2 separate regions of the Homo sapiens genome follow, and region 1 is linked to region 2. A link is a contact called in ENCODE Hi-C or POLR2A ChIA-PET data. All regions are on one chromosome and are shown on one strand. Each heading gives the region's core, a stretch centred on a gene start or an enhancer-like site at or near the end of the contact. The rest is flanking DNA. Distances are from core to core; before and after follow the strand shown.

The links. Hi-C counts contacts between places; a loop is a spot of excess contacts on that map. ChIA-PET counts read pairs that join two places held with the same protein, here RNA polymerase II (POLR2A). Pooled maps may share reads with other maps.
Region 1: a loop to region 2 is called in a map of PC-3, with 4 times the contacts of the local background. The contact joins two enhancer-like sites. A Hi-C loop is called at or near these places in 5 of 168 maps with a recorded cell type or tissue (HepG2, PC-3, PC-9 and 2 more) and 4 of 50 pooled maps. POLR2A ChIA-PET finds 5 or more read pairs at or near these places in 7 of 52 experiments (AG04450, BJ, H1 and 4 more).

What each region holds. Positions count from the first base shown.
Region 1 is chr1:85,605,883-85,608,582 of GRCh38, forward strand. No RefSeq gene overlaps it. Among named protein-coding and RNA genes, the nearest start is that of CCN1, 26 kb to the left of the region's middle. RefSeq lists enhancers at 633-1,497, 1,091-2,290, 1,498-2,363. Within about 2 kb of position 1,354, at least 10 of the 41 ENCODE cell types and tissues checked have a DNase peak (open chromatin) inside an H3K27ac peak, as active enhancers do; they include PC-3 and Panc1, where a contact is called at or near this core.
Region 2 is chr1:85,655,826-85,658,525 of GRCh38, forward strand. ZNHIT6 (zinc finger HIT-type containing 6) reads right to left here. Exons shown (of 10, transcript NM_017953.4): 9 at 2,022-2,146. Among named protein-coding and RNA genes, the nearest start is that of ZNHIT6, 51 kb to the right of the region's middle. Within about 2 kb of position 1,257, at least 2 of the 41 ENCODE cell types and tissues checked have a DNase peak (open chromatin) inside an H3K27ac peak, as active enhancers do; they include PC-3 and Panc1, where a contact is called at or near this core.

The sequences.
Region 1 (2,700 bases), core at 104-2,603, 50 kb before region 2:
CTGTCCAGCCTGAAAGTGGACTTCCAACTCTTTATGTCACTCAACTCCCATTTGCCTGATGGAATGTGTGCCGTGTGCACCTGCATTTACCCACATTCCCTCCTTCCTCTCTTGGAGGGTGAAAGTGGAGGCAAGGACGAGTCCCAGATTGGCCAATGCAGAAACAACATTTGTGTGGATGACACAGGAGAGCAGGGGAGGTGAGCAGGAGTGACAAAACCTCAGTTAAACCCGTCATCAACCCAATATCTTCACTATCCACATGAAGTGACACGGGAGGTTATACGACACGGCCAAGCCCACCAACTTCCTTAGCACCAGAGATGGCATGGCACTAGATGGCACTAGAACCCACACCTGCCACCCCCAGGCAGGGCTTTTTCCTTGGCACTGGTGCAGTCACCAATCTCAGTAGCTTTCACGAGCCTACAATTGAAAGCACTTTTCTCTATGGCTTTACATCTTGGCCTTTAGGGCAGTAACCCACAGCCTAGTTAGTTCTACTTCTTCTGCCACCCTTCCCTTGTTTCTGTTGGAAAGTGGTGCAGCTATTGGAGGATGTGCTTGACTGAATGTGCTCCCTCAGCTTTTCAGTCCATAGGATGGGCCCCAGCTATACCCTTTCACTCCTTCCCTGCTCAAAGATCATGGAAGAATTCCTGAGGTAACATTTTCATCTTGGGTGAGACTCATTCTTTACAATTCACCCCTGTGGTGAGCTCAGCCTAGTGCAGCCTCTCGTTTGCTCTGTTCACACACACACACACACACACACACAGTCATGCATGTATGCACATACGCACGCACACATGAGAAACACAAGAAAGCACCTTTAAAAAAAATTAGCGGATGATACTTTCCCTTTGTGGATGGTTGCACCTCATACCAATCATGGGTTTAAGCTTGGTGAGGAAAGAGATGGACGGAGATAGAAGCTGGGGAGAAAGATTTGTAATTATTTAAACTTATTGAATAGCTATGTGCCTGCTCCGCTCTGAAAATAGCGCCTGGGTTAAAAGTCTCTGTACCTCAGAAGGTCACCATCTGTAGGAGAGGTAGATCAAAACATATCATTTTAATCAGGAAGAGTTTGAGGTGTGGGAGGTTACAAGGCCCAGGCCTGAGATGGAACTAGCACCCACATCTGACACCCCCGGCACAGGGCTCACTCCTCAACCTTGGAGCTGTTGCCAACCTCAGTAGGTATGAAGAATGTATTGGGCACACATGTTGAAAGCAATGTTTTTCTAGGGCGTTTAGGAGTGAGAGAAGCAAGCGCAATTCCCTGTGGTGTCCCAACCACAAAGCCTCTTCTACCTGTAGCAGACAGAGGAGGTGACACATGAGCTGAGTCTGGGATGACAAGCTCACAAGCATTTGGGGTCAAGCATTCCAGGGAGAGGAGTCAGCCTGGGCAAAACCAAGGCAGCGCTCTCGGTAGGCCTGGGCCTCTGGCTAGTGGTTTCCTTCAACCCACACACTGCGCATGGAACCACAGAAGGCAGCACAGCAGAGCATCTGCCCTCACGTTCTTCCTGGTGGGGGGCCTCCCAAGGACATTCTGCCTCAGGTTCTTATTGTCTGAGGTCACTGAGCCTCCTGAAAGTATTTCAGGAATGTGGAGGCCTGACTCACTCTCTTCCTTGAGTTCACAGTCTGAAGTTCATAAAACCTCTTCCCCCTTTAGTCATTCTTATTCAAATACCGGCCCACAAGTTTCACAGATGGAGCTGGCAGGAGGAATCTTGGGAAGCATTTTTTTGCTCAGGATGTGAAAGTATATGAAGAGTTTGGGAGATCCAGGAGCAATCATTCACTAAGAGCCAGACCCCTGTGGCAGGCGCTGGCTAAACGCAGAGACTGGCTGGCTCGCTCACAGAGTGGAGATCACTGGCAGAAGAGAAATGCCATGAAAGCATCCACTCTGTGCCTCAGTTTCCTCAACTGTAAACAGAGACAATAACCACACCTTCTTCAGAGAACTGGATGGGGAGTGAGTTAATCCACATAAAGTAGTTAGAATACAGCCTGACACATAATAAGTGCTCAATAAATACTAGTTTATTGTTCATACTATTGCTTATTGTTGGCAGAGTGAGTTGTCTACACACTAAGTGGTGTGGGGAAGAGGAGGCATTCCTGGAATAGGACTGCGTGGGATAAACCTGAAAGGAAAATGTCCAATGCCGTGGGTGAGTGTCCAGATGGGGAGGCCTTTAGACATCACACACACACAGCAGGAGGGGCAGCTTGGGAGAGAAGAAACCCGAGTGGCACATCTAGCCTGATGCCAAAGTATCAATTCATGCACTTCTTCCGGTTGGAAACAGTTATAAAAATGTCCAGGGAATTAACAAAGGGGATGCAGGAGAGATATTTGGAGTACGGGATGGGCATACACATAGCCAAGCATGGGGTTTCAAATTGGTGTTATTCACCTTATTTCTCCTGCTGCCGTGCAGGCAATGAAATTCTCAGTGAGGCAGGCCACAGACAGATCAGATGCTCTGTTTTCCTCCTTTCTGACTGTAGCTCAGTTTAGAGGATTGAAAATGCTAGGAGACATCTAGCCTACCCTCTCCCTGCTCACACCGCACCTTGCCTCAGAGCTGGTTTTGACATCTGTCCTAGAAGACATCATCCATTGCCTTGATTCATGGGTATGAGTCTAAGCAATCTTAACCACTGCTGGGATTCCAT
Region 2 (2,700 bases), core at 7-2,506:
CAAACAAACAAAATCTTGGCTACTGCTGATTAATATAGGCAGACTCAAATAATTATGGCAATCTACAATCATAACAAATATTAGAACAACCATCAGGTGTGGGAACTACTGAATCCCAGACCAGAAACACATGTACCCCCAAATTAGGAAAGAGACAACTTGTACTATAAACTCAGGATCAAAATCCAACTTTTTTACCTCCAGAGAGGGAAGGAATTTCAAGGCTTTCCAAAGAAAATGCCCTCTTCTTACATAATCCCCTTCCCTCATCAAGGTATCACCCTGCAAAATATCTGATGCTGTGAGAATGTATAAAGAAACAGACACCTTGAAGTACTTACAGAAAGAAATGCATGTACAGGAAGACCTGGGCATTACTTTTAAGGTGTGTGTACTTACGATGTGACAAAACTGGTATGGTTTTAAAATCCTGTCAGATACTTTTAGTTCTTTGCTAACACAGTTCTAAATAATCCTCTGTACTAAAAGCATGAGTCATTTGTGTTCCTGTAAATAAGTCAAACATCATATATCCACCAGAAAAATAGCAAATTTTACTCAATAAGGCTCCCAGTACGCTAGTAAAGTAGTCTTTTCTTATTGCTTCATTACAGGAAGCCTTACTTGAATGTACATTCCTAAACAAGGTGAAAGGAGAGCTGTGTGTGCTGTTTATTTATACAGAAGATGTTTGCCCTAGCTACTAACCTACATTACTAAACAACTTTTCCCAAAACCAACATTTGAGAGAGCACTGTGAATTTATTAAGAAAAAAGCAACATAATACAAAGCTTAAACAAAGTGAAACTGGCCATTTAAAACTAAAATTCCTAATTTATTCTGAGAAAAAAATTCTCAAATTGTGAAAAATATTAATGTCAAGAATAAAAATAAGATTTAGAGGCCCATAATTTATTATTAGAAACATCATGTTTGCTAACTAAAATCTGGTTTCAAGTTGTAGCACTGATACAATTTTGGCCACTTTGGAAAACAATTTTTTTCTATTAATTTTTGCAAAGAAAAAACACTACGCACAACAGAGAATACCTTACAATATAGGTTACTGCATCTTACAGCCTGTAATGCTGGTATAACAATAAAACTTAAACTACCCATTTCAAATACTACTTAAAAAATAGTATCAATCCAAGACAAAGATTCTATGCTCCTCTGGAGTTTGTTACAACAAAACCTGGCCTGTATCTGTAATTCTTTTCGTTGAAAGTGCTATGTAATAGTTTTGGATTAAGGTGGGTAATCTTCCTCACTTCTTAAAGGTAGTGACTAAATTTTACTCATCCTCTAAAATCTTGCATTCAGAAGCACAGTTAGTTTACTTTAATCAGTAGTTACAAATATAGATGAGTCATTTTATGTACTAAACTTTTATGTACATTTTTTCCAGTTCTAGTACTTCCCTATATCACAAAATCAGAGAAACAAAATCAGAGAAAATAAAACCAGTGGGTTTAGAAAAGGAGATAAAGGGTAAAGGCAATGGCATTAACTTATTCTAAATGCTGCCAAATTTTTAAATATAATGTTCCTTGCAACATTTTCTCCTTCTATAAGGTAGGATACTAGGCTTTTTTTTTTTTTTTTTAACCATTCAACATTTTCATTGTCAACTAAAAATGTTTTGTAATCCCTCATTTTAGAAATGTCTAAAGTCTTAACTATGGAGTAAATGTACGTGATCATGGACAGTTACTTAAAGACTATTAGCTTAAAAAAAGACAAAAAAATACATAGAACCCCATGCTAAAAAAAAGTCCTTTTATAGCCATTCAATTTGATTTATTCACTTAAAATTGGTTTTATAAGATTATACGCTCTTAGAAACAGAAGAGTAGCAGCATTGCATTTACCTGGTTCTTCACATTAACTAGCTATACAGTAGATCCTGTAAGTGTGTAAATATAGTGGGAAAACACATATAAAGAAATAAGGGTGGACATATTTTGCTTTGGTTTCTCTAAAGCTATTCTAAGCATTACAGAAACAAATTTACACTTACCTTGGTGAAGAACTTTCATGTCATTATTGGATCCTTTCAATACCACATGTAATGTTGGATACTCAATGATCACTTTGTTCCTCAAATTGTCTAGGAGACTTTTATAAGGATCTAGTTCATAATATCTTATTAATAAAAAAAAACAAAAAACCAGGAAACACTCTTAATATTCAAAATTACTAATAGATAAATATATGAGAGTATTTTACATTAAAAATTTTTTAAAGGTGATGACAATTCAGTAGTTACTTCCTTATAGCATAGTAAGTTTAATACCTTCTAAGAAAGGCAGGTACAAGAGCTATTATTATAGAGGTTCTAAAACTAAATAAAAAAAAATCAAATATTCTGACATTAGGAAAGCTCTAAAACAAGTTACTAATTTTCTTTTTCTTTTTTTGATATGGAGTCTCGCTTTGTTGCCCAGGCTGGAGTGCAGTGGCACAATCTCGGCTCACTGCAACCTCCATCTCCCAGGCTCAAGCGATTCTCCTGCCTCAGCCTCCCAAGTAGCTGGGACTATAGGTGCGTGCCACCATGCCTGGCTAATTTTTTTTGTATTTTTAGTAGAGACGGGGTTTCACAGTGTTAGCTAGGATGGTCTCGATCTCCTGACCTCGTAATCTGCCTGCCTTGGCCTCCCAAAGTGCTGGGATTACAGGCGTGAGCCACCATGACC